2 separate regions of the Homo sapiens genome follow, and region 2 is linked to region 1. The links are chromatin loops, found by intact Hi-C in ENCODE. Cell type or tissue: MCF 10A. All regions are shown on one strand. Each heading gives the region's core, and the rest is flanking DNA. Links, peaks and the distances in the headings are about the cores only.

The links. Peaks named below come from ENCODE experiments on the same cell type or tissue, not always from the same donor. Only the 100,000 strongest peaks of a DNase experiment are listed, where the experiment ranks them.
Region 2: a loop joins it to region 1, with 13 times the contacts of the local background. A loop is called at or near these places in 3 of 110 quality-filtered maps.

What each region holds. Positions count from the first base shown.
Region 1 is chr17:28,531,786-28,547,642 of GRCh38, reverse strand. FOXN1 (forkhead box N1) reads right to left here. Exons shown (of 9, transcript NM_001369369.1): 7 at 13,105-13,312; 8 at 12,445-12,936; 9 at 8,743-10,526. The coding sequence ends at 10,207. It overlaps UNC119 (unc-119 lipid binding chaperone), which reads left to right. Exons shown (of 5, transcript NM_005148.4): 5 at 234-935. The coding sequence ends at 346. Among named protein-coding and RNA genes, the nearest start is that of UNC119, 13 kb to the left of the region's middle. RefSeq lists enhancers at 1-34, 1-709. In MCF 10A, for the core only: a CTCF peak has its summit at 6,744 (motif pointing right); a DNase peak (open chromatin) is centred at 6,752.
Region 2 is chr17:28,226,089-28,241,945 of GRCh38, reverse strand. It overlaps LOC105371710 (a long non-coding RNA gene), which reads left to right and starts at 14,106. Exons shown (of 4, transcript XR_934638.2): 1 at 14,106-14,179. It also overlaps the pseudogene PYY2. RefSeq lists a silencer at 2,789-3,083 and enhancers at 13,174-13,823, 13,824-14,473, 15,124-15,774. In MCF 10A, for the core only: CTCF peaks have their summits at 8,274 and 8,476; a DNase peak (open chromatin) is centred at 7,895.

The DNA.
Region 1 (15,857 bases), core at 4,076-9,075:
GGGGGCGTCTAGAGACTGAGCTGCGGGAGGGAGAGGGACTTGTGGGTCTGATCCCATTTCTCCCCACCCTGGGGCTCTTCTGTGTCTGCCACCATTCCCATATCATCCGTAGAGAAAGAGGCTGGGGATATTTCAGGCTGTTTGGCTGTCCCTGTACCCCAGTCCTGAAGCCCCTGCAGTGGCGGGACTCAAGCTCCTGACCTTTGCCCGGCCTGGCTGGGCCTCTCTTGCAGTCAGCGAGATGATCCGCCACCCGTATGAGACCCAGTCTGACAGCTTCTACTTCGTGGATGACCGGCTGGTGATGCACAATAAAGCAGACTATTCCTACAGCGGGACACCCTGACCCCACGGCTGCCCTGACCCCAGGAGGCTCCAGTTCTGGGCTGGGAGCTGTGACCTCCCCAACGCTCACCCCTCAACCCCAAGTCCTCTGCTTGGGGAGTTCTCCAGGAGCTCCGGACCCTGAGTCAATGTTGGGAGGAAGGGTACCTGGTGTCCCCAGTCAAGCCCATGAAGCCCATGCGGCCTGCTACATGGGGTGGGGTCGTAGGGAGGCTGTTTGCCTCCACGTCTAGGAAGGCCTGTGAGAGGAGCAGTCAGGACTTCCGGACAACTTAGCTGGGCCCTACTTGGGCCCAAGTTTCAGAATAGTGTTCCCCTATCAAGGCTGTGACTAGATCAGGCAGGGATCCATTCCCTGTCCCCTGCCCACTACCTTCAGGCCATTTAGAGTTGTAAATTTACAAAGATCCACGGTGGGCTCCAGCTGCCAAGCCACCCAAGGGAGTCTGGGCCCTAGGCCTAGCCCCATCCCTCCCCATGAGGGGCCAAGACACTGCCTAAGGTGTGGGAGGGACTGGCTGAGATTGCAGCCCATGGTAGGAGCTGGACCAACTGTATATAGTTTTCAATAAACTTTTTCCTTTTCTGTTCTCTGGTGTGGCCAGCCTCTGTGTGTATGGGCAAAGAAGGGAGCAGGGATAGGCAGGAATGTGCTTAAGGCAGTAAAAATTTCTCCTACCTCCCACATTCCAGTGCACTCTCACCCCTTAGTCTTCCTGTCCCCTGATTCTCTGTACCCTGACACCATATAGAGTCAGCATTTAGAACATGATGGAGCTGGAGAGGGTCTTTCTTGTGATGAAGGAGACCCAGACCCTGAGAGGGGAAGCTTTGGCCCAAAGTCAGAGCCAACCCTGGCAGAACAGAGGCCGAAACAAAGGCCCTGAACTCCAGGGTGCAAGGGGAAGGTGTGGGGGGTGGGGGTTTGGCCTTGTCCTCCACGCTACCTTCCCTGAACCCCAGAGGCCACTAGGACCACTGGGTTGTGTTTTTAGCCCTCATGATAGACGGTGGCAGGGCTTTGGCTAAGGCCTGGAGCCATCTCCTTGCCCTCAGCTGCCTTGGGGAGCCCCCATGCCTGGGTAGCCCTGCACATAACACTGCCCTCAGCCTCCACCCCCACCCCAGACTCAGAGGAGGGGGCTGCTTAATGGAGGAAATTCAGGAACTGAGGTGGGCAGAGAGCACACCCTACAGTTTCAGGCCCTCCTTCAGATATGCCCAGAGCTGACGCACCCTCTGGGCTGAGGAGCTCTGGCCCTAGGAGGCCCAGAAGTGCTGGCATTCAGCTTGATTCTGTGAAGCCCTTGCTGGGGGAAGTGGGGTGGAGCTAGGATCTGCACTGAATTCTGGGAATTCTGAAATGAGTGAGACACAAGGAACACATACTCGTCCCTAGGGAAAAAAAAAGGACTGGGGACACGGAGAGCAAGAATCAGAGTCGTTCTGTGTGGAGGGTTCTGGGGAGGATTTTTAGAGGAGGTAGCACTGGAGCAGGTGCTTGTGATGGAAATTGATGGGGAAGAGTGCTTAGGCACAGGGAACAGCATAAACAAAGGCTCAGAGGCAAGATTTGTCAGGTGTTTGTTTGTTTGTTTACTTATTTATTTGAGATGGGGTCTCCCTCTCAAACTCCTGGGCTCAAGGGATTTTCCTGCCTTGGCCTCCCAAAGTGCCAGGATTATGGGCATAAGCCTAGGTGTGTTCAAGAGTCAATATGATGTGAAAAGAAGACAGATTGGCAGAGCCTTAGGAGCAGGGCTTCTGAGAAGTGGGGAGCCCCTGTGGAGGATTAAGTGGGCATGACCTGGTCAGATTATCTCTGGCTGCTGAGTGAATGGTGGATTGGAAAGAATGACACTAATAGCCAAGATTTACTGAGTGCCAGGCTGGGTGCTCTACATGTGTTAACTCATAAACATGGTCATTTCTGAGGAAGGCACTATTATGATGCCCATTTTACAGAAAATGTAGGTCCAGAGAGGTTAATGTACCCAGCCAACGTTGCACAGCTATGAAGTGGCAGAGCCAGGACTTGAATCCAGGCAGTCCGGCTCCATGCACTACCATACTAAAGGCAGGGGGGCAGTGAGGATGAGGAGGGTGCTGCAGGAATCTGGTGAGAGAGAAAGAGAAACTGAATTAGGTCAGTATCCTCAAAGATGGAGAGAAACAGGTGAAACTGATATTTTTAAGAGGTGAGATCCTCAGGAGTGGTGGCTGATTGGATGAGTGGGTTGGAGAGAGGGAGGAGGTGAGGCTGACTGCCTGGTTTGTGGCCTGGGTGCTGGGGTAGCTACAGGTGCCATCACTGGGTTTGGGAATGCAGGTTGGATCAAGGTGGATGCCAGCAGGAGAGGGTGACTTCAGACTGGGACATGCTGTGGCATGGAGGAAATTACCAGAAGACAGGAAAGGTGGGCCCTAAGACCAGGAGGGGAATAAGGGCTGGAGGTGGTGATTGTCGAGGCCATCGGCCACAAGGTGATTTCTGAAGCTATGATGGTGGCTGAGATCATGGGGTCCTCCACTGACACTCTTGTTATTTAGGAATGCCAAATGTCCTGCAATTACTGGGATTCTCCCAAACAATGCTATTATAATACAAATCCCCATCCCCTAATTGAGGGTGCCTGAACGAGAATGTATCACCTTAGGGAAGGCCAGTGTTTGAGAGCAGGGCGGAAGGAAAGGAAACAATGGAGACAGGAGGAGTGAGCCTCCAGGGAGGTGGGAGCAGAGCCATGTTTTGGAGGAAAGAATTTCATCACAAAGCAAGTGGGCAGGAACTATCAGTTGCCACAAAGGTAAAGAAGGAGAATGAGGACAAGAATGTGGAAGGGAGGGATTTGTTTGCAGATGAGGCTGTACAGGTATGAAAGAAAGGCCAGTATAGGGGTGATTTTGCTGTTGTAGTTTATGGGGTTACAAGTCTGCAGAGAAGGTATAGCAAGGAAGAGGACCTTTTCCCAATACCCTGATAATAGTTCTACTCACTGCAGCTGCTAAGTAAAACTGGGTTGAGGTTCTAGATTGGGCCTGCTGCACTTCCATCTTCAGAGAGAGAGGAGGGTCCCTATTCTGAGGTTCTCATCTCTGAAGTAGGCACCCAGTTGGCACTCACCTTGAAAAGAGGCCTGCGTTCCTTGGGCTTGGAGGAGCCTAGGTTGGGAAAAGCCTTGGCCCCATGCCTTCTTTTAAGTCTTCATGCCTCTGGCACTAGTCCTATTGCAAATGGTACATCTTGCTGCATTTAGTTCCTGGCACTGTCCCTAGGAACCTAGAGGCTGCCTGGGAGGAAGACAGGGTGGAGGTGGGGCTAGTCTTGGCTCTGATGTTGATGAGCTGTTGACCTTGAAGGGGCAATTCCCTTTTGTCTCTGAAATGGGCCAGTCATTTTTGCTTTGACTCTTTTTTTTTTTTTTTTTTTTTTGAGAAGGAGTCACGCTCTGTCGCCCAGGGTGAAGTGCAATGGCATGATCTCCAGGGTGCAGTGCAATGGCATGATCTCGGCTCACTGCAACCTCTGCCTCCCGGGTTCAAGTGATTCTTCTGCCCCAGCCTCCCAAGTAGCTGGACCCATTACAGGCACCAGCCATCATGCCCGGCTGATTTTTGTATTGTTGTAGAGACGGGGTTTCACCATGTCGGCCAGGCTGGTCTTGAACCCCTGACCTAGGTGATTTGCCCGCCTCGGCCTCCCAAAGTGCTGGGATTACAGGCCTGAGCCACCGTGCCTGGCCTGCTTTGACTCTTTAGGGGTGTCATGAGGATCCTGCCCCTGGGTAGAGAAGGAAAGCCCAAGTACCACAGGGAAACCCACAGCTCGTGCCCTCCTGGGCTGGCCGGCAAGGTGCTCACTGGGACTGCCAAACCAGTGGTTAAAATACTAAGATCTTCCCTTCCAGCTGTTAAAAAGCTGCTGTCCCAGGCCGCCCTAGCCTGGCCCCTCCCCTAAGAGTCACCCTCCACTTCCCCACCATCTGGCAACTAAAGCAAGGACATTACCCTTTTTTTTTTTTTTGAGTCAGGGTCTCGCTCTGTTGTCCAGGCCAGAGTCCAGTGGCACAATCATGGCTCACTGCAGCCTCAAACTCCTGGGCCTAAGCAATCCTCCTACCTCGTCTCCCAAGTAGCTGAGACTACAGAAGCTACATGTGCCACCATACCCAGCTAATTTTTTGTAGAGATAGGGTTTTGCCATGTTGCCCAGTCTGGTCTCGAACTCCTGTGCTTAAGCAATCCTTCTGCCTTTGCCTCTCAAACTACTGGGATTACAGGCCCAGCCCCTTGCTTTACTTTTCTATGTGTCACAGACTCTCTTGTTGTCAGTCTGCTAAAGCCTATGGACAATAAAAAGGATTTTAGGAACATAAAATATATTGTTATCCTATTTATTTATTTATTTATTTATTTATTTATTTATTTATTGGGATAGAGTCTCGCTCTGTTGCCAGGCTGGAGTACAGTGGCACAATCTCGGCTCACTGCAACCTCCGCCTCCCAGGTTCAAGCGATTCTCTTGCTTCAGCCTCCCGAGTAACTGGGACTACAGGTGCATGCCACCACACCCAGCTAATTTTTGTATTTTTAGTAGAGGTGGGGTTTCACCATGTTGGCCAGGATGGCCTTGATCTCTTGACCTCATGATCCTCCTGCCTTGGCCTCCCAAAGTGCTGGGATTACAGGCGTAAGCCACCCTGCCAGGCCTATCCTATTTATTTTATGTATTAAAAACTATATACAATTGGCCATAGGTTCCGCATCTGTGAATTCAGCCAACTGTGCATCAGAAATGTCTGTACTGAATATGTGCAGACATTTGTCTTGTCATTAGTCCTTAAATAGTACAGTATAACAATGATTGACAAAGGATTTACATTGTATTAAGTATTATAAGTAATCTAGAGATGATTTAAAGTATACGGGAGGATGTGTGTAGGTTATATGCAAATACTCCATCATTTTATATCAGGGACTTACTTGCACATTCATGGATTTTGGAATTTGTGGGAGGCCCTGGAACCACTGTGAGATGACTGTGTGTGTGTGTGTGTGTATCTACAATCATGCACTAGATATCGATGTGTCTGTCATGACAGACTACATATATGTCGACAGTCACATAAGATTATAATACTGTATATATATATATATATATATATATATATATATGTTTTTTAAGACGGAGTCTTGATCTGTCTCTCAGGCCGGAGGGCAGTGGCACAATCTTGGCTCACTGCAACCTCTGCCTCCTGGGTTCAAGAGATTCTCCTGTCTTGGCCTTCTGAGTAGCTGGGATTACAGGCGTGTGTTACCACGCCTGGCTAATTTTTTGTATTTTTAGTAAAGATGAGGTTTCGCCTTGGTGGCCAGGCTGGTGTTGAACTCCTGACCTCAAGTGATGTGCCCGCCTTGGCCTCCCAAAGTGTTGGGATTACAGGTGTGATCCACCGTGCCCGGCCAATACTGTATTTTTTACTGTACCTTTTCTATGTGTTGTAGAAACACACATAGGCATTGTGTTACAATTGCCTACAGAATTCAGCACACTAATATGCCACACAGGTTTGTAGCCTAGTAGCAATAGGCTATCCCATAGAGCCTCTAGGTGTGCAGTATGCTCTACCATCTAGGTTCGTGTGAGTAAACTCTATGATGTTTGCACAATGACAAAATTGCCTAAGGACACATTTCTCAGAACGTATGTCTGTTGTTAAGCGACAAATTACTTTATGTGTGTGTATATGTGTGTGCATGTGTATATATTTGTACATATTTTGTACTATCTATAATACAATTACAAAATATCTGTGATTTCTATTGACAAAGTCACAGGTATTGCCAATGCTAGTGTGATTTGTTGCTGACATTCACAATAGAGGGAAATTCTAGATTTCAGGTAAGGATGAGAGAAAATGAAGATGTAACTTTTTCATGCAAGTTCCTGACCTGGGAATTCTAATCCATTTGAGATCTCTCACATTTAGAATCCCTGAGCAAAAGGATTAATTCCCTCCAAATAACGGACTTGAAGACGCTGCATCCATTCAGACAAATTGTTGCTCACCCTGGCCAGGTGTGGTAGCTCATGCCTGTAATCCTAGCACTTAGGGAGGCCAAGGAGGTGGCGTTGTTTGAGCCTAGGAATTTGAAACCAGCCTGGGCAACATAGTGAGACCCTACCTCTACAAAAAATACAAACATTAGGTGGGTGCGGTGGCCCACGCCTGTAATCCCAGCACCTAACAGAGGCTGAAGTGGGAGGATCACTTGAGCTCAGGAGTTCAAAACTAGCCTGGGTAACATCGCGAGACCCCATATTTACTTAGAAAAATAAAATTAAAAAGATGGTTGCTCACTCTAATAATGGCTATATGCTTGGTATGGGGTGGCCAGCAGGGGGCAGCATATGAGTGGGAGTGTGGGGCTCATTTCAGGGTGGAACTGAGGCCCAGTTAAAAAAAGTCTGAGGGCCTGGTTACACTCTCTCTCTCTCTCTCTCTCTCTCTCTCTCTCACACACACACACACACACACACACACACACACAAAACTAGACCCAAGTCCTACCTGCTTGCTACCTGTCTTCTTGCATTAGGGGCCAGTTCACACACAGGTGTGCTGAATGTGCCCACTGGCCAGAGTTTTGACAGAGGGTCTCCTGGAGGAGATGGCCTAGCCTGGGTATATAAGGCAGGTTTGTCTGAGCTCTCAGAGTCTCAGGACCCGAGGCAAGCAAATGGGTCCCAATAGGATTCTCCCAGGAAACATTTGCCCTGTGTTTGGGGGCCTGGATGTCATCAAGACACAGGCCCAGGGTTGGACAGAGCTGGTGTGCAACATCGCCTGAGGTCTTGGCAAAGAGCCTGCACCTGCTTCCTACACAGCCAGGGCCAGGCTGGGGCAGGTGGGCCTTCCTCTTGGGTGCACCCGCTGGCCATGCCTTCCCCACTCCCTATCCTACCTCAGCCCACCAGCCCTGCATCTAGCCTTCCAGCCTCTGCTGGGGCGGGTGCTGGGGTAGGTGGGGTTCTATTATGGGGTCTTTTGCAGACCTATCCTCTCAGAGGTAGGTGTTGGCTGGCCCCCTGGGCCCAGCCCCAAGAAGAGCTTTGTTTTTTTTATGAGACAGAGTCTCACTCTGTCACCCAGGCTGGAGTGCAGTGGCACAATCTCAGCTCACTGCAACTTCCACCTCCCAGGTTCAAGTGATTCTCCTGCCTCAGCCTCCTGAGTAACTGGGATTAAAGGTGCCCACCAGCACACTCAGCTAATTTTTGTATTTTTAGCAGAGGCAGGGTTTCACCATGTTGCTCAGGCTGGTCTCGAACTCCTGATATCAAGTGATCCACCCATCTCGGCCTCCCAAAGTGCTGGGATTACAGGCATGAGCCACTGTGCCTAGCCATCCAAGAAGTGCTTTCTTTTCTTTTTTTTGAGACAGAGTCTCACTCTGTTGCCCAGGCTGGTGTGCAGTGGTCCAATCTCGGCTCACTGCAACCTCTGCCTCCCGGGTTCAAGCGATTCTCCTGCCTCAGCCTCCCTCCTGAGTACCTGGGATTACAGGCGTCCACCACCACGCCCAGCTAATTTTTGTATTTTTAGTAGAGATGAGGTTTCACCATTTTGGCCAGGCTGGTCTTGAACTCCCAACCTCAGGTAATCTGCCTGCCTGGGCCTCCCAAAGTGCTGGGATTACAGGCGTGAGCCACCGTGCCCAGCCTTCATCCAAGAAGAGCTTTCTAAGCAGAGACACCACTTGTGGCTGCTCTGGGACCTGGGGATCATGTATGTGCTTTTGGCTCCCACATCTGCCCCATCTCTCTTGAGACAGTGCTGCGGTGACACCAACCCCACCTGGAGGTGACACCTAGGGGGTGAGTCTGAAGTGGGACTGAGTGAGCCCCTGACCATCCAGAGACCACTCTCCAGGACCAGCAGTGCACACAGCACCAGGGCATGCTCCATTTTGTCACCTGTGGAACTCAGGGCCCCAAACCACTTGGCATCTCTTTCAGCCAGGGACAGATTGGAAGCAGAAAGGCACAGTTTGGACAGGGCAGCAACTCCTTCTTGTGTGAGGAGATGGGGGTGCAAAGAGGGAGTGGGCAGACCTCAGAGGCAAGGGGTCTGGGGGAGGGCATCCCCTCCATTCCTCTGGCCAGGGCAGCCTCTTCCCTGCATCTCTTTGGAAGTTCTCCTGGGAAGAGGCCCTGCTCACCTGCTCCTCAGCCTCCCCAGTGGGTCAAGAAGTTTTCCTAGATGCCTCACTCTTTGGATTAGAAACTTCCTAGTTCTGGGTGAGGGTGACAGGGACGTCACAGGCCCAGGGCATCTGCCATCAGTGTGGCCTGGCCATTTTGCTTAGGGAGAGGGGCCAGAAATGAAAGCTTGGTAGTGAGACCACAAGGCACTTGCTTTATTGTTCCAGGACAGGGGACAATGACAAGCCATCGCGGGATCTGCTTATGCCTCCTATAAGCCTGGGGCCAACCTGTGGAAGTTCTTGTCACCCCCAGGCCCAGGGTGGGCTGAGGTTCCCCCTCGATGGGGTCAGGCTCATGGCAGGCACCTGGGCCACACCCCGCAGGGCCAAGGGTATCCCTTGTGCTTCCCGGGCACCCTAGGTCTGCCAAGCAGTCAAAGCGGGGGTGCTTTGCATGGGTGCTTCCCTGTCACCCTGTGCCAGGCTTTTCTCCTGAATGCCCAGGTTGCCTGAGACAGTTGGAAGTAACTAACAGGTGCTCCTCAACTTATGATGGGGCTACATCCGGAGAAACCCATCGTGAGTGGGAAACATCGTAAGTCGAAAGTGGTTTTTGACTTTCGGTGGTTTCAATTTACAATGGGTTTATCGGACATAACCGCATCCTAAGTCGAGGAACATACTGAATGTGTATTGCTTTTGCACCATCTTAAAGTTGAAAAAGTGTAAGTTGAACCATCATAAGTAGAGTTAAGCCAGGACCTAAACTATGTGAACTTTTCTTTCTGGAGGAGGAGTGAGATTGTGGTGACCTGGAGGGGGCCCTTCCTGCACCCGGGACTGGGGAAAAAGGACATGTTCAAGTTTCCGAGGGCAAGGGCTTTTCCAAACACTGCTTCGGAATTGGGCTCAGTTTGGTGCCCGGGTAGATGTTGCCCCTTCTGTATGTCACCCTGGGGAAAGCTGGACAGAGCATGTACTAAGGATGGGTAGAGAATGGCTGAGTGGGTGCTGCCAATTAGCAGCTCCTGGGGGGGTCCACAGACAACCCAGGGAGGAGCTCTCTGTCTCCTCCTTCTTGCTGGGCTGTTGGGATGAAGATGGGGGAATAAATACAGGGCGCTTCTGGGAAAGAAAATGACGAGGGGGCCAGGACTGCAGAGCATGTGGATGTCAGAATGGGGGTCTGGGGGGATCTTTGGCCTGGCACAGGGCCCTGAGCTTTTGGTAAGCAAAGCGCTCAGCTCTCAGTTGCCCCAGAAACGAAGTCGGGCTCTCAGTGATGGAGTGCTGGTTCCTCTGGCTGTAAGATATGTGGGTGGGTGTACATCTGAATAATTTGTGTGTGTGCACGAGGGCTTAAGTGTGGATGAGTGTGAGCTAGGGACAGGGCATTTTCCTCTTGCCCAGACGCTTGCTCTTTGGGGGCCCTGGGTGAGGAGCTGGGCCACCACGTGGCAGAAATGTGTGAGAGGCAGCACCCCAGGTGATGTCCTCTGCGCCCCCAGCTACCAGCTGACACACACGTTGGCTTAGTGGCATAGGGGACAGGTAGTATTTTCCTTCCTTGACCTTTAAGGTGAGCCCGATGTGGGCGGCCGGCCAGGACTTCCAGACCAGGCAAACGCTGGAGCTGACGAAGCTGGGCACAGCTCATGCCAGGGCCACGGGCTTGGAGCTGGGGCTGAGGTACACAGAGGGGCCTGCAGGGGCCGTGGGGGGCGTGGGCTCCAGCTCCATAAAGGCAGAGTAGAGGGTGGTGAGGTGCAGGTCACCCAGTGCCCCGGAGCCACCACTGCCCGGGGCTGCCAAGTCACCTGCCCCACTGCCTGTCTCTGTCAGACAGGGCCCAGGGGGGAAGCAGTGAGGTGGTGGCTGGGGTGGTGGCATCGAAGATGATGTCGGGGATGAGGTCACCAGTACCAGGGGGTCGAGGGCCAAGCTATCATCCTTCAACTGTTCCCACAGGTTTCCTAGATGGGGAAGGAGAGAACAGGTGTCACTGGGAGGCACCGGAGGAGCCCTGTCTGGCCCCTCCTCCCTGTCAATCTTCACATGCTGCAGAGAGCAGGGGTCAGGGTGACATGTGCTGGGAACAGAGCCTGGCACTAGCTTGTGACCCCAGGCAGTTGCTGAACCTCTCAGCCTCAGATTCCTCCTCCCGTGTAGCACAATCTGAAAGCCGTCGATCTAGATGACCTCTGTGGTTCTTTTTGGGGGGTGGGCATTGGGGAGGGGTTGATGCCTGCTGACAGGCTGACAGCATGGATGCCAATGTTGTGCACTTGGGAGTGAACCCTGGCTCATGCCCAGTCTCCCAAGGAAGGTAGATTTGCAGCCCAGATCAAGCAGCTTCCGGCAGTGTACTCTGGACCTAATGGGATGGATGGGCATGGCTCCCTGGGTCTCCTCCACTGCAGGGCCCAGGGAATGGGAGCAGAGCCAGGATGCACACCTGAGTCCGAGGAGCAAACAGTGCTGCCACCTGTGGACCCTCATCATGGCTGACCAGGGCCTGGGGCTCCTGCACTGGGTATCCAGGCTGCAAGCTCTGGAGAGAGAGGGCCTGACTAAACCCTGGATTGGATTTGGCTGCCTGGGTTCCAGTCCCAACTCTCCCTCTTTCTAGCTAAGTGACCTAGAGTAAGTTCTCAAGCCTCTGTGTGCTTCCATGAAGCAGGTTTAATAATCCTTCCTATCCTCTAGGCCCAGATGAGAAAGCACATAGAGAGCAGCCAGCCTGATGCCTGATGCCTAGCAGGGGATCAAGTAAATGTTTTTCGTATCCCACATGTCTATAGCTTCCTCTGAGGCTGATTGAGCCCTGCTCCCCACTTCTGGACTGGGCTGAGGATCTATGTGCACTTTTCTAATAGCTTCCTAAACCTGGGTTGTCTCCCCATCGGGTTGGGAGCTCTCTGAGGACAGGCTGCCTCCATCAGCTTGTGAATGTCCCCCACCCCTGTGCACACAGAGTCTGAGGCCTGGGTCGTCACCCCGTTCCAAACCTCCTGTGGCCAGTATCAGGGCCTGGGATGCACTGGAATTTAGACGGGAATGGGTGGGCTTAGCCATCTGCAGAGACGGAGCAGCCAAGATGGAGTGGAATGGGTAGAACCCTCCCCAAACTCCTATCTCCAAATCTCTCCAGGACTTGCCCAGCTCTGAGACTCTTCCTCTAGGGTAGAGTCTCTCTCCTTCTGCTTTAGAAGATGAACTCTGATAAAATGCAAATGCATCTGAGAATGTTCAGACTACTGGTCACTCACAATCGAGTATAGAATAGAACACGGAGCCCTTTGCAGTCTCTCCAGAGCTGAGAGTGGTTTTTTTGTTTGTTTGTTTTTGAGGCGGAGTCTCGCTCTGTCACTCAGGCTGGAGTGCAGTGGCACGATCTTGGCTCACTGCAACCTCCGCCTCCCGGGTTCAAGTGATTCTCTAGCCTCGAGTAGCTGGGATTACAGGTGCATGCCACCATGCCCAGCTAATTTTTGCATTTTTAAATAGAGACAGTGTTTCTCCATGTTGGCCAAGCTGGTCTCGAATGCCTGACCTCAGGTGATCTGCCCACCTCAGCCTCCCAGAGTGCTGGGATTACAGGCGTGAGCCACTGTGCCCTGCCAAGAGTGGTTTGATGATGAGGTCAGTTGGACCATGTTTGGAGCACCAGGAGGAGGGAGACAGGGGCAAGGACATCCCTCTTTCCCCATTCTCTGGATGGCAGAGAGCAAGTGGGAAGCTCCCCCTGCCAGGTCCAGCCTCCTCTGCTTCAGTTGACCAGAAACCCAGCCACTTGCAGGCTGCAGTCTGGAGACTTGGAGAAGATGAGTCCCACTGCCAGGTGCTCCTCTCCAGTCCTGTCCCACCTTCCCTTTCCCACCCCCAGCTCACCCTGGAAGTCGAAGTCAGTGAGTGAGGGATTGATGGCATCCAGGTCAGTGCCAAGGTCTCCATCTGGCAGCAGGGTGTCGTGCATAGTCCTGGCTGGGGAAGGCTCGGCCAGTAGCTTGGCACTGTGGCTGGGTGGGGTGTGGGCAGGCAGAGGCGAGTCCTGGGGGGTGCCTGGCTGGGCCCGCAGCTCAAGGTGCCCGTCCGGCTGTGGGAACAATGGCTGCGGGGGTCCAGGAGGGGCCAGGCCTGGTGAGAGGTGCAAGTATGTCTGCCCATAGCAGGAGGGTGTGTGCCCCATAAGTAGGTCCTGCAGGGGGTTCTTGCCAGGAATGGGGCCTGGAGCTGGGTGGAGTGAGTGCAGTGGTGGGGAGAGGCCAGCTGGGGGTGCCAGGGGCCGGATGGGGCCTGAGCCGGACAGCCCAGGGGGCGGACAGCCCAGGAGTGGGGAGCCCAGCTTTTCTCTCTTGTCTCCAATGAGGCTGTCCAGCTCTTCTGAAAGGCCCAAGAGAGAAAGAACACCATGAGACCTCCCTCCTCCACAGTCTTCCCCAGACTGGAACCCTTACTCGGGGCCTTGCCTCATTCTCTGATTCTCTCTTTTTTTTTTTTTTGGCTCATGAGTACCCTGGGCCCTTCCTTGCGTGGCCCGGCCGGCCTCACCTGGCTTGGCCATGCTTTTGCGCACAGCAATGGGATCTTTCCTCTTCCATTTTTGCAGCTCCTCTTGCATCTTGTCGATCTTGGCCGGATTGAGGGCCCACAGGCAGCCCTTGCGGGAGGAACTTCCTGATTTGTTCTCCACCTTCTCGAAGCACTTGTTGAGGGATAGGTTGTGCCGGACAGAATTCTTCCAGCCATCGGGTGCTGTCTGCCGGAACAGAGCAAGACAAGCATTCAGGCCAGGCTCAGGAAGCCAGAGCGGGCTTCAGGTCTGGGTTCTAGAACACTCCTGTTTCTCCTCTGGGCACAGAGCTGCCGCCCACTCTGGGGCTTGTTGTCCTCCTCAGCACCCATCCCTTGCTTGGTACCCTTTGGTGGTAGGGGACGGGTGAACAGGAACCTTGACCCCAAGTTATTTTCATCTCAAATCTGCCTTCATCCCACCCGCATCCCTTCCTGACCCCTCAGAGGACTGCCGAGGTGATTCGGAAAGCCAGGGCTGGTGGGCGCTACAGAGGCCTTCTGACCCACAACACTCTCCCATCTGAAGCTGAGCCACTCCCCACTGGGTCTCCATGCCTGTGCTTGGACCCCTCTGTGGAAGGGGGACTCATTACTCTGAGGTCTTGTGGCTGGCTTTAGACAGGGGAATTAGGGGAAGAATGCTCCTCTCCTGGGTCTGCCTTATCCCCTCTGGGACTAACTTGGGAGAAAAGAAAGATGGGCGAGGTTGGTGAGTGTTTGGGTGTGTGCGGTGTGTGCATTGCACATATGTTTGTGTGTCTAAGTGGGTTTGGTATATGAAGGGACAGTGCGTATGAGCATGTGCATACGTCCCTAAGTGTGTCATCCTGGCATAAGCAACGTCTCCTGGATACTCCTTCATGGGTCCATGAATTCCTCGACTGTGAGGATGGCTGTGTGTGAGAAAGTCTCTCTGGGTGTGACTGTGGGTAGCCATGATCGTATGATGTGTGGGTGTGAGTGTTTGCATGAGTGTGCCCAGGGGGCGTGCCCTGGTGGGGAGGCCAGCCCTCAGGCAGTGGGGGGGGGTGCTCGTGCCAATAGAATAAACACCCATTAGGAGGCCTGGTCATGCCACCAGTGTGGTAATTGTGCCCAGGGAGGGTTGTAAAAACCATTAGGCTGACTCAGTTGGGTGAGAGGCGGTGGCGGGAGTGCCAGTGGGCCCCCTGCCCGCCCACCTCCAGCTCTGTTCCAGGCTCTGTGACAGCCCTGAGTTCAGCAGGGGCTGACTGTGGGTAGGGCACTCGCTCTGGCCGGTGGGGCTCCTTCGCCCTCATTCCCTGGCCCCTCCCCCTTTCAGCCCAAAGTTTCTGCTTAATGAGGGGCGGCCACTCCTTCCTCCTCAGCTCACTTGCCCCAGGGAGCAGCCAAGCTGAATCATGCCCAGCAGAACTGGGTCTTGATGCCAGCGTCACTCCAAGTGGCTGGCAGGACCTGGTGCAGCCTTTCTTGGGGGCAGCTGGCCTGGGGCAGGTTGCTGGTTGAGATGACCCCTAAGGCTCCCAGGGTCACCAGGGAGGATTCTTGAGCCACCAGACCAGCCAACTAGGGATTCACCTTCGACTCCCACCACAGTCTCCACTAGGAGTTAAGGCCACGTTGCCCCATGGGCGGAGTTAATGGGCGCTGGGGCCTTTTATGGCCCCATGAATCTGTGACTTTGGGATGCCAGGGCAGCCCCCACCCCAGCCACTTCCTGTTTGGAAGAGGGATGGTCAGCACTAACAATTATGTCCAGTGGCTGGACACTTCCCCAGCCCCACATCCCTGACTCATGGGGCTATGGGATGCCCACAGCAGCTGCCTTGGGCATGAGTGCTGGCCACTCCAGGGTCCAGTCTATCCTTGCCCAGAAAAATGATCTTCAAAAGGGAAGTGAGAGATGGAAAGAGGTGGGGGATCTTTGAACTAAGGAATTTCCTTAGGTGGGTCACAGGGGAACTGTCAGAGTCAGAAGGAATCTATGTGCCAACGGATCTGACCCACTTTACAGACTGGGAAACTGAGGTTCAGAGAAGAAAGGGCCTAGCCCTGGATCACACAAGGAGGCAGTGACAGAGCTTAGCCTCCAACTCTGTCCCCCAGCTAAGGGCCCTGCCCAGGTCACCCCATAGGGCCTGCCTCACAATCTGGGGCCCATCCCATCCTCACAGATGCTTTCTCTCTGAGATCAAATGTAAACTCAGGAGTGAGGGAGTGATGCAAGTGGCTAAAAGCAACAACTAGAACCAAAGGGAACAAAAAGCTGTTAGACCTCTTCACTCCTCAGCCCCATAAAACAGGGATTACATGGCTCCCAGGAAAAATAATTAAGCCAGGAAGATGAGATGCGGGGAGGGGTGGGGGCCAGGCCGGGAGCTGGTGGGGAAGGAAGGCTGAGAGGACTGGGCTTTTCCCTCTCTCTGCCCTGGCCCCTTGAAACCCTAGAAGACCCTCCAAAAGCTTTAGGGGTTAGGGAGAGTTCAGCCCCTGACCTGCTGGGGTATGGAGGGCAGCCCTGAATTCAGGCTTTGATGCTTCTTGAATTCCAGGGACGACTCACCTCCCTCCCTCTTTCCCTTCCAGAACCTCTGGTGGATCAACACACTTTTCCACTCCTGGACAGACCACTCCGGCCAACTTGCCCACTCCTCATCTGATGGCAGCCCAGCAGGATAAACTTATTTGAACATCAAGCGTCAAATTATCCCCAGGCAGGACCATAGATGGTGGGGGCAGGAATCACC
Region 2 (15,857 bases), core at 5,596-10,595, 310 kb after region 1:
TGAGGAGCCGGGGGATGGCTTGCTTTTTTTTTTTTTAGACAGGCTCTCACTCTGTCACCCAGGCTGGAGTGCAGTGGCATGATCATGTTCACTATAGCCTCTGCCTCATGGCTCAAGGGATCCTCCCATCTCAGCTTCCCAAGTAGCTGGGACCACAGGTGTGTGTCACCACAGCCAGCCAAATTTTTTTTTTAATTTTGTGTAGAGATGGGCTCAAGTGATCCATCCGCCTCGGCATCCCAAAGTGCTGGAATTCAAGAGGGAGCCACTGCACCCAGCCAAGACGGTTTTTTGTTTTGGGATTTTTTTCTTTTTTGAGATAGAGTCTCACTCTGTCAACCAGGCTGGAGTGCAGTGGCACAATCTCAGCTCACTGTAAACTCTGCCTCCCGGGTTCCAGTGATTCTCCTGTCTCAGCCTCCCGAGTACCTGGGATTACAGGCGCCCGCCACCATGCCTGGCTAACTTTTGTATTTTTAGTAGAGACAGGGTTTTGCCATTTTGGCCAGGCTGGTTTCGAACTCCTGACCTCAGGTGATCTGCCCACCTTGGCCTCCCAAAGTGCTGGGATTACAGCCGTGAGCCACTGCATCTGGCCAGGGTGGCTTTTTTTGAAAGCAAGGACACGAAAGTTCAGAAAGGGAAGAAGCTGGCTGTGGCCCTCCAGCAAGCTGGCAGCCGTCCCTCACCTAAGGGTGCACTTCAGAAACTTCCTCACAGGTCATTTTACAAATGCCTCTTTGCTACCTTGTGAGGGAGGCAGGAATTACTCTTTGCTCTTATCAGATGAGAAAACCAAGGCCCAGTGAGGTAGCTGAGGTTGTCTAAGGTCACATGGGAGTCAGGAAGCGTCAAGACTAAACCCCGGTCTGCATGGTTCCAGCCTGGCTTTATCCCTGTTTCCAGACACCACCCTTCCGCCCCCGACCTCTGCCACTGGCCAGAGCCTGGCCCAGCCCTTAGGCCAATGTCTTATTCCAAAATTGAATGGCAGCAGCAGAGGACGGGGGTAAATTGGGGGGTAGCTGTCCCCAGATGCCAGGACCTATGCCCTAGAGAAACCTTTGCTCTGGGGATAGCTGTGACACCCACACGCATACCTTGAGCACCTTGTCTCACCCACTCTGAGCCAACTCAGGACCCAGTGGGGGCTCACTCCACTAATTTGGAGCCTGGGCTCTGCCTCCACTTCTCTCTGCCCTGGAAACTCCATGTGCCTCCAGGGCCTCCTGAAGACACACAGGGAGAGTTAGATATTTCTCCTTTCCTGTCTCCAGTGTCCGCAACAGCAAATCCTATCATTGCCACTCCAAATTGTTCTCAAAGAGGACGGCTTCTTTCTTGCTGAAATAGAGACTACACCAAGCTACAAAATACAGTGTTGGGGAGGTGAACAGGGAGGGCAGGGCAGGAAGGTTCCTGGAGGGAATGAGGCCTGAAGTGGCCTTGAAGGTTGGGGCAGGGGGAAATGCTATTTCACAGAAGTGGGGCTGTGGCAGTGGGGCTGAGCACTTTAGGGGCACACACTGAGGAATTGCAGGAGGAGGAGGAAGGGGTGTTATGAAATGCCTGGAGTTTCCAGGAAATAGTTTAGATTTCGTGTTTAGTAGAAACAGAACTGCTTTGGGATGAGAACTCTTACCTCTGTCCCTCACTCTATGGGTTCCTGCAAGCCTCTCTCCCTCTTGGCCTTGGGATTCCCATTGGTTCAATGAAGAGATAGGACCCAATGATTTCTAAATGACATCCAAAGGATATCATGTTTCTAGCAGATAATTCTAGGTGCCCAAATATCCACATTCTCCTTTCATCATCAAAGAGCTTGAGATGGTACATATGTAGGTTTGTTATATAACAACAAAAAAATCCATTTATAAATAAAAATATTTTTAAAAACAAAGAGCTTGCGATGGGCCCGCAGACACTCAGCTAAAGATGTCTCATAGGTTGTCCTTGCAGCTAAGTGGGGCCATGAGACTAGGCTTTAACCAGTGGGCTGAGAGTTAAAGTGATTTTTGCCATTCTGTTTTTAGGAATGGATGTGTCTGCCTGTGGCAGATTATATTTTTCAAAGATGACCACAAAAATATCTCCTATCTCATGTGTGATTCTACAGTGGGGTCTATGTCCCCTCTTCTTGAATGTGTGTGCACTTGTGACTGCTTTGACTAACAGAGTATGGGGTAGGATGCCATGTGACTTCTGAGGCTGGGTCACGGAAAGCAATTGTTATAAGTTAAATTGCATGTCCCCGCCCCCCACCAAATTCATATGATGCAGTCTTAATTCCTGCTGCCTCCGAATGTGACCTTATTTAGAAAGAGAATCATCGTGGATCTAATTAGTTAAGATTAGGTCATACTACAGTGTGTGAGACCCTAATCCCGTAGGACTGGTCTTATAAAAAGGGTAATTTGGGCACAGAAATAGACATGCATAGAGGGAAGATGATGTGAAGAAACACAGCTCAGACACCCATCTTCAAGGCAAGGAGAGAGGCCTGGAACAGATCAGAAGGAATCAACCCTGCCAACACCTTCATTTCAGACTGCTAGCCTCCAGAACTGTCGTTTAAACACCCAGTCTGTGACTCTTTACTATGGCAGTATGGTAGGAGACCACCACTTCTCCTGTTGTCCTTCCCAGTTTCTCCCCAACCTCCCCTTTTCCCTAGTTTATAAGACAGGAGAAAAGGGAGAAAGCAAAAAGTTGGAAAGAAACAGAAGTAAGATAAATAGCTAGACGACCTTGGCGCCACCACCTGGCCCTGGTGGTTAAAATGATAATAATATTAACCCCTGACCAAAACTACTGGTGTTATCTGTAAATTCCAGACATTATATGAGAAAGCACTGTAAAACTTTTTGTACTGTTAGCTGATGTAGGTAGCCCCCAGTCACGTTCCTCACACTTACTTGATCTGTGATGACTCTTTCACGTAGACCCCTTAGAGTTGTAAGCCCTTCAAAGGGCTAGGAATTTCTTTTTCGGGGAGCTCGGCTCTTAAGATGCGACTCTGCCGATGCTCCTGGCCGAATAAAAACCTCTTCCTTCTTTAATCCAGTGTCTGAGGAGTTTTGTCTGCGACTCATCCTGCTACATTTCTTGGTTCCCTGCCTGGGAAGCGAGGTAATTGATGGACGGAGGGTCGAGGCAGCCCCTTAGGTGGCTTAGGCCTGCCCTGTGGAGCATCCCTGTGGGGGACTCTGGCCAGCTTGAGTGACGCAGATCCTGAGACCACTCCCGGGTAGGCAATTGCCCCGGTGGAACGCCTCATCAGAGCAGTGCGTGGCAGGCCCCTGTGGAGGATCAACGCAGTGGCTGAACACCGGGAAGGAATGGGCACTTGGAGTCCGGACATTTGAAACTTGGTAAGACTGGTCTTTGGAACTTGCCCACTCCATCTGAGTGGAAGCGTGGCCTGATCACCCATGGCGTGCCTGTACCGGCACTTTGGTTTTTGTTTTTGACTTGACTTGAATTGCTTGATATTTTGGTTTTGGTTTTGACCTGGCTTGGACTTCTGGATACTCGGATTTTGGTTTTGATTCTGGTTTGGTGTAAACTGAAAAAGTGTGTGTGTGCCCTTTTTACCTGTTCTTTGTTCTGTGGTGTGTGTGTGGTGTAAGCTTGGTGTTTTGTCTTGAGGAAACACGGGTCAGACACAAAGTAAGCCTACTCCGCTAGGAACTGTGTTGAAAAATTTTAAGAAGGGATTTAATGGACACTATGGGGTTACTATGACACCAGGGAAACTTAGAACTTTGTGTGAAATAGATTGGCCAACATTAGAAGTGGGTTGGCCATCAGAAGGAAGCCTGGACAGGTCCCTTGTTTCTAAGGTATGGCACAAGGTAACTGGTAAGTCAGGACACTCAGACCAGTTCCCATGCATAGACACTTGGTTACAGCTGGTGCTAGAGCCCCCACAGTGGCTAAGAGGGCAGGCAGCAGCAGTGCTAGTAGCAAAGGGACAGATAGCCAAGGAAGGATCCCGCTCCACCGTCTGAGGGAAACCAACTCCTAAAGTTCTGTTCAACCCAACATCAGAAGATACATTGCAGGAGATGGCACCAGTGATCCCAGTGGTGCCCTCCCCTTACCAGGGAGAGGGGCTCCCCACTTTTGATTCCACAGTGCTTGTACCTCCGCAAGACAAACATATCCTTAGGCCACCCACAGTAGACAAGAGAGGAGGTGAAGCCTCGGGAGAAACCCCTCCCTTGGCAGCTCGTTTAAGACACAAAACTGGGATACAAATGCCCCTGAGAGAGCAGCAGTATACTGGTATAGATGAGGATGGTCACGTGGTGGAGAGGTGTGTTTTTGGGTACCAGCCCTTCACCTCTGCCCACCTTCTCAACTGGAAAAGCAATACCCCATCCTATACTGAAAAGCCACAAGCTCTAATTGATTTGCTCCAAACTATTATCCAGACCCATAACCCCACTAGGGCTGATTGCCACCAGTTGCTCATGTTCCTCTTTAACACAGATGAAAGGCGGAGAGTGCTCCAAGCAGCAACTAAGTGGCTAGAGGAACATGCACCGACTGATTACAAAAACCCCCAAGAGGATGTAAGGACCCAGTTACTGGGAACCTACCCCCAGTGGGACCCAAATGAAAGACAGGATATGCAAAGGCTAAACCGATACAGGGAAGCTCTCTTGGAAGGATTAAAGAGGGGAGCCCAGAAGGCCACAAACATTAACAAGGTCTCTGAGGTCATTCAGAGAAAAGAAGAAAGTCCAGCACAATTCTACGAGAGACTGTGTGAGGCCTATCGTATGTATACTCCCTTTGATCCCGATAGCCCTGAAAATCAGTGCATGATTAACATGGCTTTAGTTATTCAAAGCACAGAAGACATTAGAAGAAAACTGCAGAAACAGGCTGGGTTTGCAAGGATGAACACATCACAGTTATTAGAAATAGCTAACCAGGTGTTTGTAAACAGGGATGCAGTAAGCCGTAAGGAAAACCAGAAAGAGAATGAACGTCAGGCCCAGCGAAACGCTGATCTGTTAGCTGCAGCAATCAGAGGGGACCCCCCAAAGAGGCAAGGGAAGGGGGGCCCCGGGAAAGAAACTCAGCCTGGCTGTCAGAGCTTGCAGCGTAATCAGTGTGCTTATTGTAAAGAAATAGGACATTGGAAGAACAAGTGCTCTCAGCTAAAAGGAAAACAAGGTGACTTGGAGCAGGAGGCACCAGACAAGGAGGAAGGGGCCCTGCTCAACCTGGCAGAAGGGTTATTGGACTGAGGGGGACTGGGCTCAAGGGCCCCCAAAGAGCCTATGGTCAGGATGACAGTTGGGGGTAAAGACATTGATTTTCTTGTAGATACCGGTGCTGAACATTCGGTAGTAACCGCCCCGGTCGCCCCCTTATCCAAAAAGACTATTGACATAATCGGAGCCACGGGAGTTTCAGCAAAACAAGCTTTCTGCTTGCCCCGGACTTGTACTGTAGGAGGACATAAAGTGATTCATCAGTTTTTGTACATGCCTGACTGTCCCTTGCCCTTGTTGGGAAGGGACTTGCTTAGCAAGCTGAGAGCCACTATCTCTTTTACAGAGCATGGCTCTTTGCTGCTAAAGTTACCCAGAACGGGAGTCATTATGACCCTTACGGTCCCCCGAGAGGAGGAATGGAGACTTTTCTTAACTGAGTTGAGCCAAGAGATAAGACCAGCTCTGGCTAAGTGGTGGCCAAGAGTGTGGCCTGAAGACAACCCTCCAGGGTTGGCAGTCAACCAAGCCCCCATACTTATAGAAGTTAAGCCTGGGGACCAGCTGGTTAGGCAAAAACAGTACCCGGTCCCCAGAGAAGCTCTTGAAGGTATCCAGGTCCATCTCAAGTGCCTAAGAACCTTTGGAATTAAAGTTCCTTGTCAGTCTCCACGGAACACTCTCCTCCTGCCTGTTCCCAAGCCTGGGACCAAGGACTACAGGCCGGTACAGGATTTGCGCTTGGTTAATCAAGCTACAGTGACTTTACATCCAACAGTACCTAACCCGTACACATTGTTGGGGTTGCTGCCAGCTGAGGACAGCTGCTTCACCTGCTTGGACCTGAAAGACGCTTTCTTTAGCATCAGATTAGCCCCTGAGAGCCAGAAGCTATTTGCCTTTCAGTGGGAAGATCCGGAGTCAGGTGTCACTACTCAGTACACTTGGACCCGGGTTCCCCAAGGGTTCAAGAACTCCCCCACCATCTTTGGGGAGGTGTTGGCTCGAGACCACCAGAAGTTTCCCACCAGAGACCTAGGCTGTGTGTTGCTCCAGTATGTTGATCTTTTGCTGGGACACCCCACGGCAGTCGGGTGCGCCAAGGGAACAGACACACTACTCCGGCACCTGGAGGACTGTGGGTATAAGGTGTCCAAGAAAAAAGCTCAGATCTGCCAACAGCACGTACATTACTTGGGATTTACTATCCGACAGGGGGAGCGCAGCCTGGGATCAGGAAGAAAGCAGGTCATTTGCAATCTGCCAGAGCCTAAGACCAGAAGGCAGGTGAGAGAATTCTTAGGAGCTGCGGGGTTTTGCAGACTGTGGATCCCAAACTTTGCAGTATTAGCTAAGCCTTTGTGTGAGGTCACAAAGTGGGGGGGACCGGGACCTTTTGAATGGGGATCCCAGCAACAGCAAGCCTTTCATGAGTTAAAGGAAAAACTTATGTCAGCCCCAGCCCTGGGGCTATCCGATCTGACAAAGCCTTTTACATTGTATGTGTCAGAGAGAGAAAAGATGGCAGTTGGAGTTTTAACCCAAACTGTGGGGCCCTGGCTGAGGCCGGTGGCCTATCTCTCTAAACAACTAGACGGGGTTGCTAAAGGATGGCCCCCATGTTTGAGGGCCTTGGCACCAACTGCCCTGCTAGTACAAGAAGCAGATAAGCTGACTCTTGGGCAAAACCTGAACATAAAGGCCCCCCATGCTGTGGTGACTTTAACGAATACTAAAGGACATCATTAGCTAGCGAATGCTAGACTCACTAAGTACCAAAGTTTGCTCTGTGAAAATCCCCGTATAACCACTGAAGTTTGTAACACCCTGAACCCCACTACCTTGCTCCCGGTATCAGAGAGCCCTGTCAAGCATGATTGTGTAGAAGTATTGGACTCAGTTTACTCTAGCAGACCTGACCTCTGGGACCAGCCTTGGGCATCAGTAGACTGGGAACTATACGTGGATTGGAGCAGCTTCATCAACCCACAAGGAGAGAGATTTGCAGGGTGTGCGGTGGTAACCCTGGGCACTGTTGTTGAAGCCAGATCGTTGCCCCAGGGCACTTCAGCCCAGAAAGCTGAACTCATTGCTTTCATTCAGGCCTTAGAACTCAGTGAAGGTAAGACTGTCAACATTTACACTGACTCTCGGTATGCCTTTTTAACCCTTCAAGTGCATGGAGCATTATATAAAGAAAAGCGCCTATTGAACTCTGGGGGAAAGGACATAAAATATCAACAAGAAATCTTGCAATTATTAGAAGCAGTATGGAAACCACACAAGGTGGCCGTTATGCATTGCAGAGGACACCAGCGAGCTTCCACCTTGGTGGGTTTGCGGAATTCCCGCGCTGACTTAGAGGCTCGAAAAGCAGCATCTGCCCCCTTCCGGGCATCAGTCACAGCACCCCTGCTCCCTCAAGCGCCTGATCTTTTACCTACTTATTCTAAAGAAGAAAAGGACTTTCTCCAGGCAGAGGGAGGACAAGTGATGGAGGAAGGATGGATTCGGTTACCAGATGGGAGAGAAGCTGTGCCACAGCTGCTAGGAGCCGCAGTTGTGCTGGCTGTGCATAAAACCACCCATCTAGGCCAGGAGTCACTTGAAAAGTTGTTAGTCCGGTATTTCTACATCTTGCATTTGTCAGCCCTTGCCAAAACGGTGACGCAGCGGTGTGTTACCTGCCCAAAGCATAATGCGAAGCAAGGTCCAGCTGTTCCGCCCGTCATACAAGCTTATGGAGCAGCCCCCTTTGAAGATGTCCAGGTGGACTTCACAGAGATGCCAAAGTGTGGAGGTAACAAGTATTTACTAGTTCTTGTGTGTACCTACTCTGGTGGGTGGAGGCTTATCCAGCACAAACTGAGAAAGCTCGTGAAGTAACCTGTGTGCTTCTTCGAGATCCTATTCCTAGATTTGGACTGCCCTTACGGATCGGCTCAGATAATGGGCCAGCATTTGTGGCTGACTTGGTACAGAAGAGGGCAAAGGTATTGGGGAACACATGGAAACTGCATGCTGCCTACCGGCCTCAGAGTTCCAGAAAGGTGGAGTCGATGAATTGGACTATCAAAAATAGCTTAGGGAAAGTATGTCAGGAAACAGGATTAAAATGGATACAGGCTCTCCCTATGGTATTATTTAAAATTAGATGTACCCCTTCTAAAAGAACAGGATATTCCCCTTATGAAATATTGTATCATAGGCCCCCTCCCATATTGCAGGGACTTCCAGGCACTCCCCGAGAGTTAGGTGAAATTGAGTTACAGCGACAACTACAGGCTTTAGGAAAAATTACACAAACAATCTCAGCCTGGGTAAATGAGAGATGCCCTGTTAGCTTATTCTCCCCAGTTCACCCTTTCTCCCCAGGTAATCGAGTGTGGATCAAGGACTGGAACGTAACTTCTTTGTGCCCACGGTGGAAAGACCGTAGTCTGTCGTCCTGACCACTCCCACCGCTGTGAAGGTAGAGGGAATCCCAGCCTGGATCCACCACAGCCGTGTAAAACCTGCAGCACCTGAAACCTGGGAGGCAAGACCAAGCCCAGACGACCCTTGCAGAGTGACCCTGAGGAAGACGACAAGCCCTGCTCCAGTCACACCCAGAAGCTGACTGGTCCACGCACGGCCGAAGCATGAGGAAGCTCATCGTGGGATTCATTTTTCTTAAATTCTGGACTTACACAGTAAGGGCTTCAACTGACCTTACTCAAACTGGGGACTGTTCCCAGTGTATTCATCAGGTCACTGAGGTAGGACAGCAAATTAAAACAATCTTTCTGTTCTATAGTTATTATGAATATATGGGAATGTTAAAAGAAACTTGTTTGTATAATGCCACTCAGTACAAGGTATGTAGCCTGGGAAATGACCCACCTGATGTGTGTTATAACCCATCTGAGCCCCCTGCAACCACCATTTTTGAAACAAGATTAAGAACTAGCCTTTTCCTAGGTGACACAAGTAAAATAATAACTAGAACAGAAGAAAAAGGAATCCCCAAACAAATAATTTTAAGATTTGATGCTTGTGCAGCCATTAATAGTAACAAACTAGGAACAGAATGTGGTTCTCTTAACTGGGAAAGGAGCTACAGAGTAGAAAATAAATATGTTTGTCATGAGTCAGGGGATTGTGAAAATTGTGCCTTTTGGCCATGTGTTATTTGGGCTACTTGGAAAAAGAACAAAAAAGACCCGGTTCATCTTCAGAAGGGGGAAGCCAACCCTTCCTGTGCTGCCGGTCACTGTAACCCACTAGAACTAATAATTACCAATCCCCTAGATCCCCATTAGAAAAAGGGAGAACGTGTAACCCTGGGGATCGATGGGACGGGGTTAAACCCCCAAGTTGCCATTTTAATTAGAGGGGAGGTCCACAAGCGCTCTCCCAAGCCAGTATTTCAAACCTTTTATGAGGAGCTGAATCTGCCAGCACCAGAACTTCCGAAAAAGACAAAAAATTTGTTTATCCAATCAGCAGAAAATGTAGCTCATTCCCTTAATGTTACTTCTTGTTATGTATGCGGGGGAACCACTATCGGAGACCGATGGCCTTGGGAAGCCCGAGAGTTGGTGCCTACTGATCCAGCTCCTGATGTAATTCCAGTTCAGAAGGCCCAAGCTAGCAACTTCTGGGTCCTAAAAACCTCAATTATTGGACAATACTGTATAGCTAGAGAAGGGAAAGTCTTTATCATCCCTGTAAGAAAGCTTAATTGTATAGGACAGAAGTTGTACAACAGCACAACAAAGACAATTACTTGGTGGGGCCTAAACCACACTGAAAAGAACCCATTTAGTAAATTTTCTAAATTAAAAACTGCCTGGGCTCATCCAGAATCTCATCAGGACTGGGCAGCTCCCGCTGGACTATACTGGATATGTGGGCACGGAGCCTACATTCGGTTACCTAATAAATGGGCAGGCAGTTGTGTTATTGGCACTATTAAGCCGTCCTTTTTCTTATTACCCATAAAAACGGGTGAGCTCCTAGGTTTCCCTGTCTATGCCTCCCAAGAGAGGCATAGTTATAGGAAACTGGAAAGATAATGAGTGGCCCCCTGAAAGGATCATACAGTATTATGGGCCTGCCGCATGGGCACAAGACAGCTCATGGGGATACTGAATCCCCATCTACATGCTCAATCAGATCATATGGTTGCAGGCCATCTTAGAAATAATTACTAATGAAACTTTGACTGTTTTAGCTTGGCAGGAAACCCAAATGAGGAATGCTATCTCTCAGAATAGGCTGGCCTTGGACTACTTGCTAGCAGCTGAAGGAGGAGTTTGTGAAAAATTTAACTTAACCAGTTGCTGCCTACAAATAGATGATCAAGGACAGGTGGTTGAAAACATAGTCAGGGACATGACAAAGGTGGCACATGTGTCTGTACAGGTTTGGCACGAGTTTGATCCTGAGTCTTTCTTTGGAAAATGGTTTCCAGCTACAGGAGGATTAAAAACCCTCATTGTAGGTGTAGTGCTAGTAATAGGAACTTGCTTGCTGCTCCCCTGTGTATTACCCTTGCTTTTTCAAATGATAAAATGTTTTGTTGCTACTTTGGTTCATCAAAAAACTTCAGCACACGTGTATTATATGAATCACTATCGCTCTATCTCGCAAAGAGACTCAGAAAGTGAGGATGAGAGTGAGAACTCCCACTAAAAAGTGAAAATTCTCAAAGGGGGGGAATATGGTACGAGACCACCACTTCTCCTGTTGTCCTTCCCAGTTTCTCCCCAACCTCCCCTTTTCCCTAGTTTATAAGACAGGAGAAAAGGGAGAAAGCAAAAAGTTGGAAAGAAACAGAAGAAAGATAAATAGCTAGACGACCTTGGCGCCACCACCTGGCCCTGGTGGTTAAAATGATAATAATATTAACCCCTGACCAAAACTACTGGTGTTATCTGTAAATTCCAGACATTGTGTGAGAAAGCACTGTAAAACTTTTTGTAGTGTTAGCTGATGTAGGTAGCCCACAGTCACATTCCTCACACTTACTTGATCTATTATGACTCTTTCACGTAGACCCCTTAGAGTTGTAAGCCCTTCAAAGGGCTAGGAATTTCTTTTTCGGGGAGCTCGGCTCTTAAGATGCGAGTCTGCTGATGCTCCCGGCCGAATAAAAAACCTCTTCCTTCTTTAATCCGGTGTCTCAGGAGTTTTGTCTGCGACTCGTCCTGCTACAGCAGCCCTAGCAAACTAAATAGCAATGCCATCTTCATCCAATTCTCTGGAAATAAGCGGGAAGCCAGCTACAATGTAAGTCCAACTACCCCAAGAATATCGTGCTGGAGAGCCCATTTGTAGGTACGACAGTCAACAGCCCCGGCTGAACTCAACAGCCGGCACCAGCATGGGAGTGAGACTCCTCAGGCATCAGCCCGGTGGATCATTTAGATAACTGCAGATCTGCCAGCCTCTGATGGTATCCGCATGTGAGACTCAAAGCGAGAACTGCTGAGGTGAGCGCTTCCTGGTCCTGACCCACAACATCATGAGTGACATACAATGGTTGTTTGAGGCTGCCAAGTTTTAGGGTAACTTATTATACAACATAGTAACCAGAGCACCTACCCTCTCCCTTCCCCCACTTGCCACTGGCTGGAACACAGATGAGGTCATGGCAGGCTGTCTTCAGTCCTGTCAATGACATAGATGAGGGCATGGGGAAGCCACAAATGAGGAGCCTGGGCTTTTGGATGCCCTCGTGGAGCAGAGAGGCCAGCTCCCCAGATGTCACTTGCATTTCAGGTAAGAGAAATAAATTTCCTTTCTGTTTAAGTCACTGTTAATTCTATCTGTTTTTTTAAGCCAAATCAATATCCTAGTAATATCATATATGTAAAACGAACAGCTCAGAGTCTAGCACATAAATAAGTGCTTTTTGGAAAAGGTAATTATTGCTATTATATTAATTATTATACTAATAATAGTTATTAATAATATTATTACCCTAAACTGCTCAACACTCTTCAAAATGAACATGAGGTGGACCCATGTCACTGATGGTCAATGAGACATGACAAGCTGGGCAAAAATTGTCTGTGGTCATGCCTAATTCATACCAGGTCTCTCTTCCATCCACCTTAAACTGACTACAGCTCTCCCAGGCAGACCAATAGATAAGGGATCACAGACACCAGCGCACAGACACATCCTCCCACTCCCCACCCACACAGTGAGCTGAAGCTCCGGGTAGCCACTGTATGCTCCCATCCCACCTGTCCTATCGCAGGAGAGAAGACAGGCAGCAAAATGGGATGGAAAGTGGGTCTAAGATAATGAGTGGGGAGAGGGAGCCAGAGAAACTAACTCCATCCCCAGGAAATCAGGCAAGGCTTCCGGGAGGAGGTGACCACTATCCTGAGAGTATCTTCCAGGCTGAAGAGAGGGAAAGGGCTCTCTGCAAGCAGGGACAGTGGCCTGGGCAAAGGCACAGAGCATCAGAATCCACATAGCCAGTGACCTACAGCTGCCTCTTCAGCTTCACCCTTTCAGCTCTACCTCCAGGGAGGCTGGAGGGCAGCACAGGGGAGGGTGGGTGTCAGAGCCCTGTGGCCCCCTGGGGACCTGTGTCCAAGCAGGGACCTCCTCTGCAGCTATGGCAGAGTTAGCTTTAGAGTCTTCTCTTCTTCCAGAGCCATGGAACTGCAAACAGTACTTCAAAACCCTGATCCACACAGGGATGCCTGCAGTCTTCCTGTCCTTTTCACCCTCTCTGGGTCAAAGGCTTTGGCCTCAACCCTGATTCTCCCCCTCATCTCCTAGCCCCCTGCAAGATTTGGGCAGGTCTTGCTGAACTAGAGGCCCAGGAGACATCCCATAGATACAGGAGGCTGCATCTGGAGACATCCCATAGATACAGGAGGCTGAGGAAGGAGACATAGGCCTTTCCTTCCTGAGGCCCCAGGAGGGAGACAAGACACAAAGACACAGACAGAAGTCTCAGTGAATAGAGCAGAGGCCCTGAGAGCTGGGCAGCCAGAGAGGGCAGGAAGAGTGCAATTAGGCAATCAAGGCAAGCTTCTTGGAGGAAAGGGGCAGGAAAGGGTGCATGTCAGGGGAGATCACCCTACAGGCAGGCTCTGGAATCGGTGCAGAATGGTGAGTTTAAACATCCACAGCGCCCTTAGGCTTCAGTATCTAGTCCAGGGGAGGGGGGTACATGGGAGGGTGTCCCTATGGCCTTGTCACTAGGAAAGCACAATTCCTGACTTATCCACTGAGTGTGGATTCAGCGAGATGAGAGAGGGCGGTTTTTTAGCGATCGGGCAGCCTCCACACTCCCCATTGCTCCTCTGCTCGGGGAAAGGGGGACGGTAGAAATTACCTGCCTCTCCCGCGGCTCCTGTCCACGCTCCCTGCCCCTTTTTCCAGAAACCCATCCACCCCTGCCCCCACTCAACTAGAGTTCCTTCCACAGCAGCCCCTGGTCTGGGCGCTGTCCAGCCCCAGGCTGGGTGGTCGAATTTTCCTTGGGCTCCGAGCAGAGGGAACCCCCGCGCTCGCCCCAGCCTTGTCCTGGAGCGCCTCTGTCCGAGTAGGTTTTCTCTCCTCTGGCCCCCACGCCTCCACCCTCCACTTCCACGAGACGCCACCTCCACGAAGGAGAAAGGAAAGAAAATACAAAGGCACACATTCCGTTTCTGTGCAATTCGCTCTTTATTTTGGGACCAGGGAAGGACCACACACAGCCCTGCAGCTCAGGGGGCGGGGGCATCCAGACGCGGGACTGCAGTACCCGAACCCTGCCCAGACGCCGCTGTCCGGAGGCGAAATCCGGGTTTCCAGGGTCGGGAGTGAACATGTAAATGAGGTGGGCGTGGTCTGCAGGTCTCCCAGGAGGCCTCGGGTGTCCTCACCACAGGTCTGCGCCTCCGGCCTGCGGGATCGAAGGGAAAGGAATCCGATCCGGGGAGGCAAGCCTGGGAGACGTCGTAAGTGATGGACCAGGGTGGGGCCAGACCGCGCTCTCGGAGGCAGGATGTTATGTGACTTGATGGGGGCGCTTTTACCGCCACCTGCCGAGGCGGTCCTCGCAGTCTGGGAAGAACGTTTTGGAGAGGCGCGCGACCGGGCGGCCTAGTTTCCCATACCTGAGGGCGGGGCCTGGAAGGGCGCGGTCAGATCTAGCCACGCCCCCGGTGGAGCGGGGCCGCAGGGGGAGAGCCCCAGGGGTCCCGCTCCGCCCGCCCCGCGCCTGCGCTCACGACGGCTGAGTGACCAGGATGAGGTAGTGGCGAGGATAGGCGTAGCAGCGGCTCAGCTACCCCAGGAAGGCGTCTTCGCCGGGAGCCTCGGGTTTGATGGGGTAGGCGTCGACCAGCGCCCCCAGGTAGACGAGCAGGGCCAAAAGCACCGTGGCCATGAGAGGCCACGACCTGCGAACCGACACCACCTGGGAAGGCGACATTGGGGTGTGGGTCATTCCGAGCCTCGACCCTCCACGGCGGGAGGCTGCGGCTGCCGTCGGGGCCGTGCTCCGGTGCTCTCCCTGGGGCTGGTAGCGGACCAAGGTTCAGCCACCAGCTTGCCATATGTTCTCCGGCACTGCACCGTCTCCTGCCTCAGTTTCCTAATCTGTCAGAGGGACATAAGCCCTGCCTGACGTAACCCCACCCCCACCCCCGCTGCTGTCCAGAGAGGTAGATTAAAGAGGGTTGTGCTGGCAACGGGACTCCCGGGCCTCCTTCCCACCTCCAATGGCCCCCTCCAATCCAGTTTCCCACCACTCACCCCCAGCTTCCACCATCCCAGCCTCAGTTTCCCCACAAAACAGCCTGGATTTCCTAGTACCAGACCATGCTTGAGCTCCAGCCACTCACAGCGACAGCTTGTGAAGCAGATGAGCAGGAGGTGGAAGGCGAGGAAAGTTTCAAGGGCGCACTGGGACAGGTCAAGCTGAGGCCTCCTCTGCTCAGGGCTTTCCTTTCGGGGCTTATATCCCCGCCTGGAAAGGAAAGGGAGTCCCACGGGGAGGGGGAGCCAGCAGGGGGTGCGCCCTTCTTCCTCCTTCCACCCGCACCAGATCCTTGAGCTTACGCTCAGCCACTGTGTGACGTCTCCACCTCATAGGAGCTCAGGGGGCAGCTGCCATGCTCAGATTTGGGGTCCCACTGGATGGGGTACCTAGCCTGAACCCTGTGTTCAGCCCACAGCCCCGCAGGGGCAGGTCCAGCCTCCTGAGGAAGTGAAGTGGTTGGATTAGACTCCTGGGGCAGCCCCTAGGACCAGGAATGAGATTCTGTCTTCCCTAGCCAGTCCATGGTGGGAGTGGGGGGTGGGAGGGTAGACACATTTCTTCCAGCCTGTGGGATCTGTGACCACTCTTTCCAAAACACAACTCTTTTCAGCCTCTGCTCAGTAATACCTTGGAGAAGGGCTGAGGAGTGACAGGACCTCTGGGGGAAAGTCTTTCTCCTGGAGGCAGGGGTGGGAGCACCTGACCTTGGGCTCCTGGCCTGCAGTTTATGATATCCTGGGGGAGAGGCCTCTCTGAACACTCCGTTATGTTCTCTCTCCATTAAAGAGTTGGGAAAAGAGGCAGGAGGAGGCAGAAGCCAGTCCCCCAACCAGAAGCAGCTGAGTCAGCTACCTGTGTATCCAGCCTGGCAC